Regions from separate parts of the Homo sapiens genome. Here region 2 is linked to region 1. A link is a loop called in an ENCODE intact Hi-C map of the cell type or tissue named here. Cell type or tissue: Caco-2. All regions are shown on one strand. Links, peaks and the distances in the headings refer to the core of each region. The heading gives the core; the rest is flanking DNA.

Region 1 (8,340 bases), core at 40-8,039:
CCCAGGGGTGAAATTTTTATATTTTTGTAATGATGTCCAAGGTCACCCCTGTGGATAACAAAAATATTTAAAAACCTATAAGGGTGCCAACCTTTTAGAACTGTGTGTCTTCACAAGGACCTACCAAGGCCTAGAGATCACAGCACCCCACTAGCAGCCATCTCCAAAGGCTTCCCACCTGCCCCAACCAACACACACACGGACGCACACACACACATAAATGCACACACACACACATCCTCCTGCTATCCTTTGGCCCTAGATCTCACCTAACTTTATTCTAAATCTTGATCTCCCTGTGCCCCCAAACTCATGTGTTATAGGGCCTTGGTAATCCCTTTGTAAGCATATTCCCTGACTTCATAAAAACTATTTATGAAACATATATCTAAGGTAAAACTTTTCATTTCATGCTAGATCAGCACTCTTCTTATTACAGTTACAAACACTGAACTTTTTAGTTGCTTGGAAAATATATTGAAAAGGAATTATTATTCTTGTATAGCCATAGATTATCCCTGGAAAAGTATTGATTGCCTAGAAAATGAGTGAAAATTGTTTCCCCATATACATTTTTTTCTTTTGAAAAGGATATCCTGTATATATTCAAGAGATACTGCTTTTTAAAAGAGGAAATTGCCTCCACTATGGAGTCTTATTAATTCACTTATCCATCAAGTTCTCTTATTAACTTAATTATCCATAATATTCCCTTAGTAATTTTTATTCAATCACTAGTATTTGTTTCTAATGCTCATAATTGAACACAAATTTCTTTACTATTATATAAAATAAAGTACCAGTTATTCTCCATTTTCTCCTGTACCCCAATAAGACGACATCTTCCAATAGATTCATTTCCCTGTTCTGCTGCCTCCTCACATCCAGATGAGTGTGCTAAGTGAGACAAATGTTTTTATTCTTCTACCATTCATCCCCCTGAGACCAATCTCTGGCTGTTTTAGTTCCAGATGGTCAGAATTTCCCTTGCAGTGTGTCTCTTCTATTTAAAGAACCCTTCTTTAAAGCTTTTATTACACTTCCTGGAGAGCCTAACATTGTCCATTTAGAGTTAACTTTCTACATAAAATTGGCCAGATTGTTTTTAACTCACTATTGTTTCCTCTTTTTTTTTTTTTTATCTGCTCTTATCTGAGATCTCTGTTCCTATTTGATTAGTTAAAATTCTTTCTCTAGGCCGGGTGCAGTGACTGACGCCTGTAATCCCAGCACTTTCGGAGACCGAGGCGGGCAGATCACGAAGGTCAGGAGATCGAGACCATCCTGGCTAACACTGGGAAACCCCGCCTCTACTAAAAATACAAAAAATTAGCCGGGCGTTGTGGGATGCCTGTAGTCCCAGTTACTCCGGAGGCTCAGGCAGGAGAATGGCGTGAACCTGGGAGGTGGAGCTTGCAGTGAGCCGAGATCGCGCCACTGCACTTCAACCTGGGCGACAGTGCAAGACTCCATCTTAAAAAAAATAAAATAAAATTCTTTCTCCAATATTTCCTGGATGTAAATATGCTACTGATATAATATGTGAAGACTTTCAAAACCACAAATATATTTATTTGACCCTCAGAAGAATATAATTTCTGCAGCCTTATAAATACGCAAATATTTTTTCTTTTACACTCAGGGGACTGATGCCCTATGAATCCACATTTTAGGATGACCAAATTTAATTTTTTCCATTTTATACATAAGGAAACTGAGGTGCAAAGAAAGAAGGTAACCTTGAACCTTCATTCAAGGTCACAAAGCTAATAAGAAGTGGATGACTAGCGATGAGGGCTTCAGGTTGAGATTAACAACCAACATCACAGGATATAATAGGGTTCAACCCAACTTCAAGTTCATAAAATGAATGGACATTCCCTGATCTTCCCTCCACTCCCACCCCCACCTCAGGGGATTTCAGGATGTACAGGGCAAAGCTGTCTCCCTCCACTCCCAACCGTTTCTCAGTCAGTGTGGGGTGTTAAGAACTCCTCACTGCCCCTCTTGAAGCTTACATTCTGGAGCAGGGAGGCAGAAACTAAACCAAAAATTAAAAAAACAAAAACAGTAAACATATTTCCTATAAACTCAGGTGTAGTATATGAAAAACAACACATGATTTGACGACAGAAGATGATGGAGGGAGAAAGAACAACAAATAAATAGGAAAAGAGGCCTCAGATACGAGCAGACAAAAAGGAGAGGAAACAGGAAGGGGTTAGGACGGGCCTCCACAAAAGACTGGCATTTGACAGACAGCTGCAGAAAGAAGGAACAGAGCCAAGCACATACCAGCGGGTTAGGGTTGCAGTCTGAGAAAGCACTCCAGGAATCACCCAAGATGGTCCACTAGGGTGAACAAAGGACATACTTGAACCAGCATTTAGATTCATCTTCATCTAAAAAATAAGAAATTAAGTGTGCCTAATATTTATTTAACATGTTAATTACAACAGAATATATATATATACACACACATACATATATAGTTGATGCTCAATTTGTTAAAAATTTGGTATGTAAAATTAAAGCTCAGAGATTACTCTTGCGTACGGCAATAAGCTCCTGAAAGGCAAGGATAGATTTCACCCCTCTCTGTATTTTCAGAGTCCATCGAATTGTGTGGAACAAAATAGGTATCAGTAGTATTTTGGGGGGTGGGGGGAGATCGAAACCATGCGGAGCACCGGAATTCTGTGTAAATCATTTAAAAAAACCTCCTCTGCTTTACAGCAGAGTCCCTTTTCTTTTGTATTTTTAGTTGCAACTAGCCCCATGCCTTGTAGATGACCCCTAAGAAATGAATGAGTGAATGAACGCGTGGACAGCAGGATGGATCAGTGAGTGAGGAGCAGTGATTCGCAGGACATGCATGCATTGAAATCCTGACAAAGCAGCCTCTGCAAAATAAGAGACCTTAGGCTTTGGTGTCTGACAGAAGATAAAATTATTCAAGGGCTGTCCTTGGGCAACTTAGTTGAGGTTTCCTAATCTATGAAACAGAAAATGATTAAATAGAAAGACGATTGCGAAAAAACCTATGGAAGGTGCGAAAGCAGGATGCCTGGCATTGAGAGACGCTTCACACCTGTTATCTCTCTCCCTATTCTCTCTCCACTCCTACTCCCGCCCGGCAGCTCCCCGCTGTCAGCACCAGAAATACCCGCTAAGAATACGAAAAGCAACGCTGGCCTTACACCGTGACGCTTTTAAAAACTCTAAAAACCCAGCGTGACGGGGGGTAGGTTTGCCTAAAGACAGGTGAGGCAGCCTTAGTTAACTGAGAAGGTTAATTGACAAAGAGGGTTGAGCCACTATGAGCCGAAGCAACCTTGGACTAACAGGTGTATCTTCAGCCAACACATGTCCCAGCATCTCCCACGCCCATCCCTCCATTTAGCACCCAAAATGCAGCCTCCTAAGAGAATGGGAAGCTTGGGGGGGTGGTCAGCTTTGGCTTTCATGGAAGCTACCATTGGCTTTCATTGATGTCAACCCATTAAGGGAATCTTCGAGTCCAAGAACGGAAGCTACCATTGGCCTTAATCTTCACCTCCCGCTTTTCTTCCCTGCTTCTTTTCTCCTCCCTATTCCAGTAGGTTAGTTCTCTGGCGCCATCAGCTGGCAGCACGCGGGAATATACCAAACGCGGAAACGCGCCTTCGCCTGCCCTGAGTAACTGCAAATCCAGGGCTGAGTGAGGTATTTAAGCGCTTGGCTTGTGTACTCAGGACGGTGCTAAAAGGGGGCTGCCTGCGCGGATCCTTTTCCCACAAGATGCAAGTAAAAAAGCACCGCTGACGCCCTGGGAGGGTCACAGAGAGACAGGCGGGGCGGTTGACCAGCTGAACGGACTCACTTCTAAGAAATGCAAATTACCGAGCCACAGTCCAACCAAAGGTATCAAAACAGGATCTCTACCGATGGAGCTCAGCGATATGTGTTTTGACCAGCTCACAATAAGATTTTCATGCATCATACATTTTGCTTGAGTTTCTCAGGTAGTTATGTTGATGTCCGGATTTGTTAAAAGCTGCAGATTACTGGGCCTCACCCCAGACCTATTGAACTTAAATATATTTGGGTTCCCAGAATCCCCATTAAAACAAACAAACAAACAAACAAAACACCTATCCAAGTGATACGGTTGAACTTTAAAGTAAAGAGAATCACAAACTGGCAGATCTCTTTAATTTATACTTAGGGAATGGAGACTTCCCCCACCCCCACCAAGAGGGAAAGGAATTTGCTCAAGGTCTCCCTGCAAGATCCTAAGAAAACGTGAAGCTCTAAGGTTAAAATCCTACCTGACAGCCTTTCCCTCCCCCAACTAGTCCTGTGACCTCTAGCAAATTATCCTGTCCTAATCTGTGAAATGGGATCAACAGTCACACCTACCTCAATGGGTGACTGTGAACATCAAAAGAGACCAAAATGAGTCAACTACCAAGCACTGCCCCACTGGAGGTAGACATTGAACTAAATCTTGATCACTCTACCCCCCATTCATCTCCGAGTACCACTGTATGAGGATGGAAGTGAAGTCACCCAGCCACATGTTGGTCCCAAACCATGTAAACCTCTACACACAGCTCAGTGAATATTTCTTTACTTGAAGAGAGAGAGAGGCTCCTTGGAGCCTCTGGAGTCTGGAGGTGGATGTTACCATCCCCATGAGTGCATTGTCTTCCTAAGATAGGATGGACTACGGGGTCTATATGGGAAGTGTTAGCTGCCAGTACTTCAAGGCTGGCTCCTAAGCTGTTGCTGGAGGCTTAGAGACCCCATTTCAGCTATCTATCAATAGGGGCAGGTTGTTAGCAGGAGTGAGTGAGGTGAGCCCACTATGAACCCACAGGAGGACAGGAAAAAAACCATCTCATCTAAGCTTTCACATACCCCATTGCAAGCTCCATTATGTGGTGCCCAGGCCCTTATGTCTGACACATCCCCAGAAGCCAATTCTCCTCAGTCCTTCCTGCCACTTCTGCCATTGTACATCCAGACAGTTCCACTCTTTTCTTCTGTCAAACTCCTACTCATCTCTCATCCATCAAGTCCAAATATAAATCTCATTCTCTGTGATATACTCCCAAGGTAGAGGCAGTGGTGCCTTCCTCTGTATTCCCAGAACATGTTGTTTGCAACTCTAAATACAGACATCAGCCTACTGTTAGAGTTTAGAAGCATCTTTTAGGGGTTCATGAAGGAATCCCTTTCCATAAACACTGGCCTTACTCCCTAACTTCACCAGACCTGGCCTTAGTGCTTGATCCATTCCCACCTCACCCGACCATGTGAGGGCTTTTCTTCTTTGTGGGTTTGACTACCACAAAATGACCCAACGACCAGTTACTTGGCCAAAAGTATTCTCATCACATTTATAATAAAATCCAGCCAACAAGATGCTTTCTGCCAAGGGAATGTTCTTTTTCAGGGCAAACACTCTGTCCTCAGGGATGCTGGACAACTTCCACAGCCCCATGTAAGCATTAGCTGAAAGTGAGGCTTCCTTGGTGGCTCAACAGATTCCCTGAGCATCCCTACCCTGTCACTGATATCAAATTGCAGTGGATTGCATCCAAGCTCTCAGACCATAGCTGCAAAAGGAAAATCAAAGCTAGAGCTCTACTCTGGACCTATAGCTCTAGGTAGTTAGTTTCTCTGTGAGGGTCACTTTTATACTTAAGGAAGAAATGGAAGATTGGTACTAAAAATGACGTCAGGTTACTTATTCCAATTGTGTGGTTCAGCTGTTACTCCAATGATGAGCAAATGAAGAGGAATTAGAAGCATAGCTATTCCTAGGCTCAAGGAGCAGGGAAGCTCTGGAATTGGTGTACAGCAGTGCTGCTTGGAGTACCATTACAAAGGGACAAGAGTGGTTCAAGGGGAGGTAAAATACAGGGCACCTAAGACACAGGGAATCTGGGAAACAAGGCAGGATTTTGTATTTATCATTTGCCATGATCTCTCTCTGTGAACTTTCTTCTCCCTTTTAATTTTCCCTGTACTTTAATTATATTTCTCAGGCCTGGTGCAGTGGCTCATATCTGTAACCACAGCACATTGGAAGGCTGAGGCAAGCAGAGCACCTGAGGTCAGGAGTTCGACCCCAGACTTGCCAACATGGTGAAACTCCATCTCTATTAAAAATACAAAAAGTATCCGGGCGTGGTGACAGGCACTTGTAATACCAGCTGCTCAGGAGGCTGAGGCATGAGAATCACCTAAACCCAGGAGGTTGAGCTTACAGTGAACTGAGATTGTAACACTGCACTCCAGCCTGGGCAATAAAACAAGACTCTGTCTCAAAAAACAAAATAAAATAAAATAAAATAATTCTCAGTTAATGGCCAACATTACCATCATAAGTCCTAGTTTCCCTCTCTTTCTCCTTTTGTGTGTCTTTTATTTTGATCTATGCTCTTCTCTCCCAAGTTCAGCCTCTTGCCCCTTCTTAAGGCTCTCTGGGCATTCACCCGCATGTGTTGAGTGTCCACTTCTCTCCTTATTTTTCAGTTGGAGTGGATTAGTATCTCCAAGTCAATATATCAAAAGTAGAATTACTGACACACTCATCACTCCTGGCACACACAGCATCTCCTTCCTCAGACTTCCCCATATCACTTAATGCAGACTTTATCTTTCTAGTTGCTCAAGTCAAAAGCCCAAGAATCATATTGAGCTCTCTTTTTCTCTTATTTATGGAAAACCCCATTCACAAGCCAATTCCATGGGCTCGCCCTTCAAAATAAATGTGGAATTCAGCATTTTCTAACACCTCCACCATTACCGTCTGAGGCTGGGCTCCGACATCTTTGCAATCCTGGGATATACTCTTAGCCATCTTCTCCCTTCCACACCTCCTATTGTCCTCCTAGAGTTTGTCCCCCACGCAGCTGCCAGAGAGATTTTTAAAAATATGTCAGGTTATATTACTCCTTGCTACAAATCCTCCATTTAAAATAAATTTCATATTTATAACAAAATCCAGACTTCTTCATATGGCCGACCAGGTGCTTTATGCTAATGGAATGTGCAGATGCTCCTCCCTAAGGAGCACTTTTTTCCAGGGAAAATTCTCTATCTCCAGTGATGTCAGAAACTTTCGACAATACTATTCTCTACCACCTCTTGCTTTTAACAGCTTTTTTCCTCCAGATTCTACAATGAAAAGAAGATCAAGTCTCCTTGTGCAATGATTTACTCTCCGATGCATATTAGTGCCAGTCATGTGCACTGCTTTCAGATGATTCAAGAATAACAGCGATTTGAGAAAGCTGTCTTTACGTTTTTCTCTTCCCTGTTTCTGTTTGATATTATTTTTACAATTACACTTCTAAAGTTTGCTCTTTCCAAACACCACAAGACCCGTGTAATTTAAGTGATTTCAGGAGTCTCTGTGTATTTTACATTAAGTTCAGAAACATGCTCATGATTCCACCAAAACTATCAACTTTTACATAAACATCTGTCCTTCTATGAGTTACAAAATAATTTTCACCATCATCTATTAATCCACCATCTTCTCCCCTTCTTTGACCAACTTCTCAAAAATAACACTCAATACTGAAGGCATCTCCTTCTATTCATGTTCTTAGACAGTAAGACGTTCTGTTCTTAAACAGTAAGATGTTTTCTCAAGCCCCATGCAAAGCACTTACTTGATTATCACTTTGGAGATACCCAACTCTGGAGTCTTCATCCGAAGGGTAAAGTTCCACACCCAGTAATGCGCCTCCTGGGAAACAGGCCTAAATACTCTTCATCTGAGGGGTAAAGTTCCGCACCCAGTAATGCGCGTCCTGGGAAACAGGCCTAAGCAGTGCTGGCCCCTTCCTCGTCCAGACTGGCATTGTCTGTGTTCGCCAGCCCCTCCACGAAGTTGGATCATTTGCGGAGCAGGCCAAGTCCCTCTAGACCTCACGCAGACGCGGGTGCAGCCTGCTCTGCGACTTGCAGTCAGCTGGAAGCTGGGCCTCTGCATCATCAGGGTGGAGCTCTCTCTGCTGCTGCCGCTGGATCCCGCCTGGATGCACGTCCCGCCACCGCCGCCGACCCATCAGCGGCAGAAGGGCAGCAATGGCCACACACCGAAGCACCTTGGCGGGCTATTCCCCTTGCAGCTCTCCTCAGCGCGCTGCTCCCACTCGCAATCAAAAGGCGGAAAAAGCGCGAAACCGCCAGGCATCTCCCATACCCACCCGGCTGCCGCGCAACCCCTCCTTGGCTTCCACTGGGAGACAGGGGACGCCGATGAGCAGGAAGAAGCAGGGCAGTGACTGCTTAGTTTATCCTGGTACGCGGGAACTGGCTGTGGACCGAGTGGTTCGG
Region 2 (8,340 bases), core at 73-8,072, 50 kb before region 1:
GCAGGACTTAGCTCTTGAACAGCATTTCTGGACCTTCCCTGGGCCAGAAGGAAGCCCACTGCCCGGAAAGGTGAGTCCCAGGCCAGGTAGACTTTACTACAAGCTGATTTAAGAGCCCTTAGGCCTTAAGAGAACACTGGTTGGTAGTCTGGCAACCAGTGGGTAGGGGTGACTATGTGGTGAGACTCCTCTGTCTTTGGAAAGAAAAGGCAAAAGTGGGAAGAACTTCATCTTGTGGTTTGAACCTCAGCTCAACTGCAATATAATAGAACACCAGGTAGCCCTCTAATGTTTTTGACTCTAGTCCTTGACTTCTGGACAGCACATCTGTATCTCAGGGCCTGAGGAATCTCACTGCCCTGATGGGAAGCACACAGGCCTTGCTGGCTTTGCTACCTTCTGATTGTAGAGTTCCAGAGCCTTAAGTGAACATAGGCAGTAGCCAAGGAGTGATTACAGCAGGCCTTGGTCAAGATGCAGTGCTGTGCGGACCTCAGGCCTGATCTAGCACAGTCATAATGGCGGTGGCCACAGGAGTGCTTATGTCACTCCACCCCCAATTTTAGTTGGCTCAGAACAGAGAGAGAGGCTTTTTTTTTTTTTTTTTTTTTTTGAGAAAGTAAGGGAAGAAAACAGAACAGTCTCTGCCTGGTAATCCAGAGAATTCTCCCATATCTTCTCCAAGACTATTGAGGCGGTACCTTTATGAGTCTTCAAAAACCACAGTATTACTGGGCTTGGGATGCTCTCTGAAGTAGAGACAGCTTAAATCATGATACCTACATCTTTTCAAATATCTGGAAAGCCTTTCCAACAAGGATGGCTACAAATAAGCCCAGACAGTGAAGACTAGAGCAAACACCTAACTCTTCAGTGCTCAGACACTGAAGAACATCTACTAGCATCTACAGCATTGAGAAGAATGGGACCTCACCAAATCAACTTAATAAGACACCTGGGACCAATCCTGGAGAAATGGAGATATGTGACCCTTCAGAGAGAGAATTCAGAATACCTGTGTTGAGGAAACTCAAAGAAACTTAAGATAACACAGAGAAGAAATGCAGAATTCTATCAGATACATTTAACAGACAGATTGAAATAGTTAAAAAGAATCAGAAATTCTGGAGCTGAAAAATGCAATTGTCATACTGAAGAATCTATCAGGGACCTTTATTCGCAGAATTAACAAAGCAGAAAAAAGAATTAGTGAGCTTGAAGACAGGCTATTTAAAAATGCGCTTTCAAAAGATACAAAATAAAAAAATTAAAAAACAACAAAACACATCTACAGGTTATAGAAAATAGCCTTGAAAGGGCAAATCTAAGAATTATTGGCCTTAAAGAGAAGGTAGAGATGGAGATGGGGTAGAAAGTTTATTTAAAGAAATAATAACAGAGAACTTCCCCATACCAGAGAAAGATATCAGTATCTGAGTACAGGAAAGTTGTAGAACACCAAGCAGATTTAACCCAAAGACTATCTCAAGGCATTTAAAATCAAACTCCCAAAGGTCAAGGAGAAAGAAACATAAAAGCAGCAAGAGAAAAGAAATAAATAACATACAATGGAGATACAATACATCTGACAGCAGATTTTTCAGTGGAAACCTAGGAGACAGTGGCATGACACACTTAAAGTGCTGAAGGAAAAATACCTTTTACCCTAGAATATTATCTCACAAAAATATTCTTCAAAAATGAAGGAAGAATACTTTCCCAGACAAGAGCTGAGGGATTTCATCAATATCAGACCTTTCCTACAAGAAATGCTAAAGAAAGAACAGAACATTGAGAAAGAAAGGAACATTAGTGAGCAATAAATAATCACCAGAAGTTTTAAAACTCACAGGTAATAATAAGTACACACGAACAGACAGAATATTATAACGCTGTTAACTGTGGTGTATAAACTACTTTTATCCTAAATAGAAACACCTGAGCTCAAGCAATCCACCTACCTTGGCCTCCCAAAGTGCTAGGATTACAGGCATGAGCCACCACACCTGGCCTATATATCAATAAATTGGAAAACCTAAAAAAAATGACAAATTTCTAGACACATATGATCCACCAAGATTGAACGAGGTCAAAATCCAAAACCTGAACAGACCAATAGCAAGACACAAGACTGAAGCTATACTAAAGTCTCTCAGTAAAGAAAAGCCCAGGATCTGACAGCTTCACTGCTGAATTCTACCAAACATTTAAAGAAGAATATCAATCCTACTCAAACTGTTCTGAAAAATGCAGGAGAAGGCAGCAAACTAACACAAGAACAGAAAACCAAACACCGCATGTTCTCACTTATAAGTGGGAGTTGAACAATGAGAACACATGGACAAAGGGAGGGGAACATCATACACTGGAGCCTGCTGGTAGGTGGGGGCCTGGGAGAGGGATAGTATTAGGAGAAATACCTAATGTAGATGACAGGTTGATGGGTGCAGCAAACTACCATAGCTCGCTTATACCTATGGAACAAAGCTGCACGTTCAGCACATGTATCCCAGAACTTAAAGTATAATTAAAAAAAGATAAACAATTCCAATAGAAAAACAGGAAAAGTGAAAAAAATAGAGAAGGGAATACTTCCAAACTCATTCTATGAGGCAAATATTATCCTGATACCAAAACCGAAGACACATCAAAACACAGAAAACTACAGTCCAATATTTCTGATGAATATTGATGCAAAAATCCTCATCAAAATACTAGCAAACCCTGGTAAAAGTGGGCATCTTTGTTGTGTTCCAGCTATTGGAAAAAAGGCTTTCAGCTTTTCCCCATTCAGTGTGATACTAGCTGTAGGTCTGTCATATATAGCTTTTAACCTGTTGAGGCATGTTTCTTCTATTCCCAGTTTGTTCAGAGGTTTTATTATGAAGGGATGTTGAATCTTATCAAATGCTTTTTTGTGGGCGGTAAGCCACCTGAGGCAAGAGACCGAGGGCACGAGCTGTTCCAGTGTGATAAATATATAAAATAACAAGAGTTATACTAGATATAGATCATAGATATGATTATATATGAATATCATTAATCATTAATTTGTAGCAATTACTCTTTATTCCAATATTATAATAATCTTCACTCTACAATCATAACCCAGGAAAAACCAGGCCATACAGAGATAGGAGCTGAAGGGGCATGGTGAGAAGTGACCAGAAGACGAGAGTGTGAGCCCTCTGTCATGCCCAGACAGGGCCACTAGATGGCTCCTTGGTCTAGCAGTAATGCCAGCATCTGGGAAGATGCCCATTACCAAGTGGACATGGTCTAGCGGTAGCATCAGTGCCAAGGAAAAGCACCTGCTACTTAGCAGACCAGGAAAGGGAGTCTCCCTTTCCCCAGGGGAGTTTAGAGAAGACTCTGCTCCACCACTCTTGTGGAGGGCCTGACATCAGTCAGGCCCACCCACAGTTATCTGGAGGCCTAACCATCTCCCTGTGATGCTGTGCTTCAGCGGTCATGCTCCTGTTTCACTTTCATGTTCTACTCTGGGCACCTGGCTCTGCCCTCTAGATAGCAGTAGCAAAATTAGTGAAAGTATTAAAGTCTTTGATCTTTCTGAAAAGAGCATAGAATAAATAATGGCATAAGCTGTACTCTCTCTGCCTTGGCTGCCAAACAGGGAAGGGCCCCCTGTCTGGTGGACACGTGACTCACGTGACCTTATCAATCATTGGAGATGACTCACACTCTTTACCCTGCCCCTTTTGCCTTGTATCCAATAAATAACAGTGCAGCCAGGCATTCGGGGCCACTACTGGTCTCCGCATCTTGGTGGTAGTGGTCCCCCGGGCCCAGTTGTCTTTTCTTTTATCTCTTTGTCTTGTGTCTTTATTTCTATGATCTCTCATCTCTGCACATGTGGAGAAAAACGCACAGACCCTGTGGGGCTGGCCACTACCCTTTTTAGCATCCATTGAGATGATTATATGGATTTTATCTTTCATTCTGTTGATATGGTGTATCGCACTGGTTGATTTGCATATTTTGAACTATCCTTGCATCCTAGGGATACATCCCAGTTGGTCATGATGAATAATCTTTCTAATGTTATTGTTGAATTTGGTTTGCTAGTATTTTGTTGAGGATTTTTGCATCAGTATATGCACATACTCTGTACCCACAAAAATTAAATATTAAAAAGAATTAAAAAAACAAAAAAGATAGACAATTGAGTTGGCCTTCTTCCAAAGAATTGTATTACATAATATTTGGACACTGCCAGAAACTCCAGACATCTGAGAGACATGATTACTATTATATGGTTCCTGGGTGTATCTTCCTCACTTCTGTAGAACTACAGAAATAGGTGGGTGACATGTGGGAAAAGATTCATAAGTAATGTTAAAGAGTTTCTAAATCATCACAGGGGAGATGGCAAGCCACTGGAAAGTTAGGACTGGAAAAACATGGTTGGGAGGAAGATGTCTGTTAGTGGGATACACACAAGGGATGATTGCCACCTGAGCTAGCATGATAGCCTACTGAGACGAGAAGAGATCCATAGATTTGAGATAATTCAAAGGTAGAGTTTGCAGAATTTGGTCATTGATTGAGAAAGAGTGAGAAGGCTGGCATCTGAGTTTCTGGATTGATCCACTAGAAGCATCAATAATTTTAATTCTTTGAATGGAAATAATATGTAAATTGGTAGATGATAATTTGCTTAAAGTCTTCATTAAGATATTTTCATGACTGTGAAACCAAATGACTATATTTATGAATGTGTTTACTTCTGGCAGAACTTTCATAGGCTCACTCCTTCTAAACTCAGTTCCCTTAACCCTCTTTCCATGAGATCGTATGAGTCTCAATAAAAATTCTGCAGTAGGGGCTATTAGATACCCAACCCCATCTCCAGTTTTTCCTCATGCTTCAGGAAGAAGAATTTGCTATTACCAGGAAAGTCTTTTAAAGCTGCTATGGACATTCAATTAAAGGACACTGAGAATGTAACTAACAGAAATTCAGTGATGTTTCCAAATTGCCTGACTATACGTTTTGAATAACAATGACCTACATTTATTGAGAAATTAACAATATGCCAGGTACATTCAAACTTCTTAGTATATTGTTTCATTTGGTCCTCACAACAACTCTATGAGGTAATCATTACTATTATCCACATTTTATGGAGCAGGAAATTGAGATAGAGATAGGGTAAATAGCTTGCTCAAAATTACATGAAATGAAAATAGCCGATCCAGGATTAAGGCCACAGAACCTTTGCCAAGAGCTCTCAAGTGAGATGTACAGACAAATATTCTTCTTCTAATTGCCATCAGCTATTTGAGACCATATTATCTGCCAGTTTCCTTGTTGATCTAGAAGTCTCTTTAATCGTTAACTACTTCCCTAAAGGCTCTGTCTCCAAATACAGTCACATTGGGGGTTAAGCCTTCAACATGTGAATTTTGAGGGAACACAATATGGTCCTTAAGAGTTGCTCTCTGTTCCCAAGCTGAGTGCTAAGGTCTTTCCTCAATAATGAATTCTTTTTTGCCTAAGTCAGCCAGTGAAGTGCTTGTAACCAACAATGCTAATGAGTAAAGTATCTCTATATCATAGCAATATATTTGGTATTCATTTATTTGGTGTTTCTTTGATTTGCACGTGTAATCAAGAATCATTTAGTCATTTATTCAAACATAGTTTTACCACTGCCATTTAATCACCTGTGTGACTTTAGATGAATTCATCTAAGTAACGTTTCCTTTATCTATAAAGTATAGACAATTATACTGACCCCAAGATTGTTTGAAGGATTTGGGGCAATACGAATATTTATAATTATTAAATATCCTGACAAACACAATTGACCCTTGAACAACATAGGTGTGAACTGCATGGGTCCACTTATGGTTGGATCTTTTTCAATAAAAACAGTCAATCCTCCATATTGGTAGGTTCCACATCTGCAACCAAATACAGATCAAAAATAAAGTATTTGCAGGATTCAAAACCTGTGTACACAGAAGGCTGACTTTTCCTATCTGCAGGTTCCACAGAGCCAATTGCAGAACTTGAGCATGAGTGGATTTTAGTATCACTGGGGGTCCTGGAACCAATTCCTCCAGGATACTGAGGGACGACTGTAGTATCAACTGGAAGTATCATATGTTTGGGTGGGCTCTGACACCTTTTAGAAAATCACGGCCAGGAGAAAAAGAAATGAATATTTAATTTTTGGTTTTCAAAATTGGGACTCTGAAACAAATCTATGTCCTTATATTTTTTTCGTAGTGAATACGTTTTCTAATTATTAACTATTTATTTACAAATGAAAATTGTATATATTTATTGAGTACAACATGATGTTTTAAAGTATGTATACATTGTAAAATGGCACAATAGAGCTAATTAATATATGCACTATCATATACTTTTAAGGTTTTGGTGAGAACACTTAAAATGTATTCTAATAACAATTTTCATAAAATAGTATATTTAAGTATAGTCACCATGCTGCACAATAGATTTATTGGACTGCTCCTACTATCTAACTGAAATTTTGTATCCTGTGACCATCTCCCCAGTCCCTACCACCTCCTCCAATGTCTGGTAACCACCATTATACTCTCTGCTTCTATGAATTTAACTTTTTCAGATTTCACATATAAGGTAGATAATGTGATATTTGTCTTTCTGTGCCTGGTTTATTTTACTTAACATAATGTACTCCAAGTTCATCTATGTGGTTTCAAATGACCGAATTTCCTTCTTTTTAAAAGCTGATTAGTATTCTATTGTGCATATATACCACATTTTTAATGTTCATTAATCTGTTGATAGACACTTAGGTTGACTCTATGTCTTGGCTATTGTGAATAATTCTACAATGTACATAGAAGTGCAGATATCTGTTTAACATACATGCCTGCCTCAGAGATATGGAGGGTTTAGTTCCAGACCACTGCAATAAAGTGGGTATTCCAGTAAAGCAAGTCACACGAAGTTTATGGTTTCCCAGTGCATATAAAAGTTATGTTCACTCTATACTGTAGTCTATTAGGTGTCCAATTGCATTATGTCTTTAAAAAGTACCTATAGTAATTTTAAAATAATTTACTGCTAAAAATGCTAAGGATAATCTGAGCTTTCAAAGAGTTGCAATCTTTTTTGCTGGTGCAAGGTCTTATTTTAGTGTTGATGGCTGCTGACCAGGGTGGGACTTCCTGAAGATTAAGGTAGCTAAGGCAATTTCTAAAAATAAGACAACAAATAAGCTTGTTGCATTGATTAACTCTTCCTTTCAGAAAAGATTTGTCTGAAATCAAAATGCTATTTGGTAGCATTTTACCCACAGTAAAACTTCATTCAAAATTGGAATCAACCCTTTCAACCCTCGCTACAGCTTTATCAAATAGATTTACATAACATTAGAAATCCTTTGTTATCATTTCAGCAATGTTCACAAAATCTTCACCACGAGTAGTTTCTATTTTAAGAGGTCACTTTCTTTGCTCATCCATAAGAAGCAATTTCTTATCCATTCAGGTTTTATCATGAGATTGTAGCAATTCAGTCAGAACTTCAGGCTCTACTTCTAATTTTAGTTCTCTTGTTATTTCCACCACATCTGCAGTTACTTCCTCCATTTAAATCTTGAACACTTCAAAGTTATCTGCAAGGATTGGAATCACCTTCTTCCAAATTCCTGTTGATGTTGATAGCTTGATCTCCTCCCATGGATCATGAATGTTTTAAATGGCATATGGAATGGAAAATCCTTCCAAGAGATTTTCAATTTACTTTGCCCTGATCCATCAGAGAAATCACAATGTATTGCAGCTATAGCCTTAGAGAATGATAAATAATAAGACTTGTAAAGTTGAAATTACTCCTTGATCTATGAGCTGCAGAATGGATGTATGTTAGCAAGCATGAAAAAAAATTAATGTCCTTGTACATCTCCATCAGAGCTCTTGAATGAATAGGTGCTTTTTCAATGAGCAGTAATATTTTTATAAGAATATATTTTTCGTGAGCATTAGGTCTCAATTGTAGGCTTAAAATATTCAGTAAACCACGCTGTAAATAGATGGTGCTGCAATCTAGGTTTTGTTCTTCCATTTGTAGAGAATAGGCAAACTCTATTTAGCATAATTCTTAAGGACCCCAGGATTTTTGGAATGGTAAGTGAGCATTGGCTTCAACTTAAAATAACCAGCTGCATAAACTCTAATGAGAAAGTCAGCCTGTCCTTTGCAGCTTTGAAGTTAGGCATTGTCTTCCCCTTTCCAGCTCTGAAAGTCCTTGATGGCATCTTCTTCCAAAAGAAACCTGTGTCATCTACATGGGGAATTTGTTGTTTGGTGTAGCCACCTT

The links. A loop is a pair of places that touch in the nucleus more often than their neighbours do. Peaks named below come from ENCODE experiments on the same cell type or tissue, not always from the same donor. Only the 100,000 strongest peaks of a DNase experiment are listed, where the experiment ranks them.
Region 2: it touches region 1 in a loop (18-fold over the local background); 4 of 110 quality-filtered maps call a loop at or near these places.

What each region holds. Positions count from the first base shown.
Region 1 is chr11:58,897,357-58,905,696 of GRCh38, forward strand. It overlaps a transcript of GLYATL2 not described here and a transcript of GLYATL1 not described here. Among named protein-coding and RNA genes, the nearest start is that of GLYATL1, 38 kb to the right of the region's middle. RefSeq lists an enhancer at 8,028-8,340. In Caco-2, for the core only: a CTCF peak has its summit at 3,631 (motif pointing left); a DNase peak (open chromatin) is centred at 3,655.
Region 2 is chr11:58,847,408-58,855,747 of GRCh38, forward strand. It overlaps a transcript of GLYATL2 not described here. Among named protein-coding and RNA genes, the nearest start is that of GLYATL2, 6.9 kb to the left of the region's middle. In Caco-2, for the core only: no CTCF peak of the experiment used is centred there; a DNase peak (open chromatin) is centred at 3,224.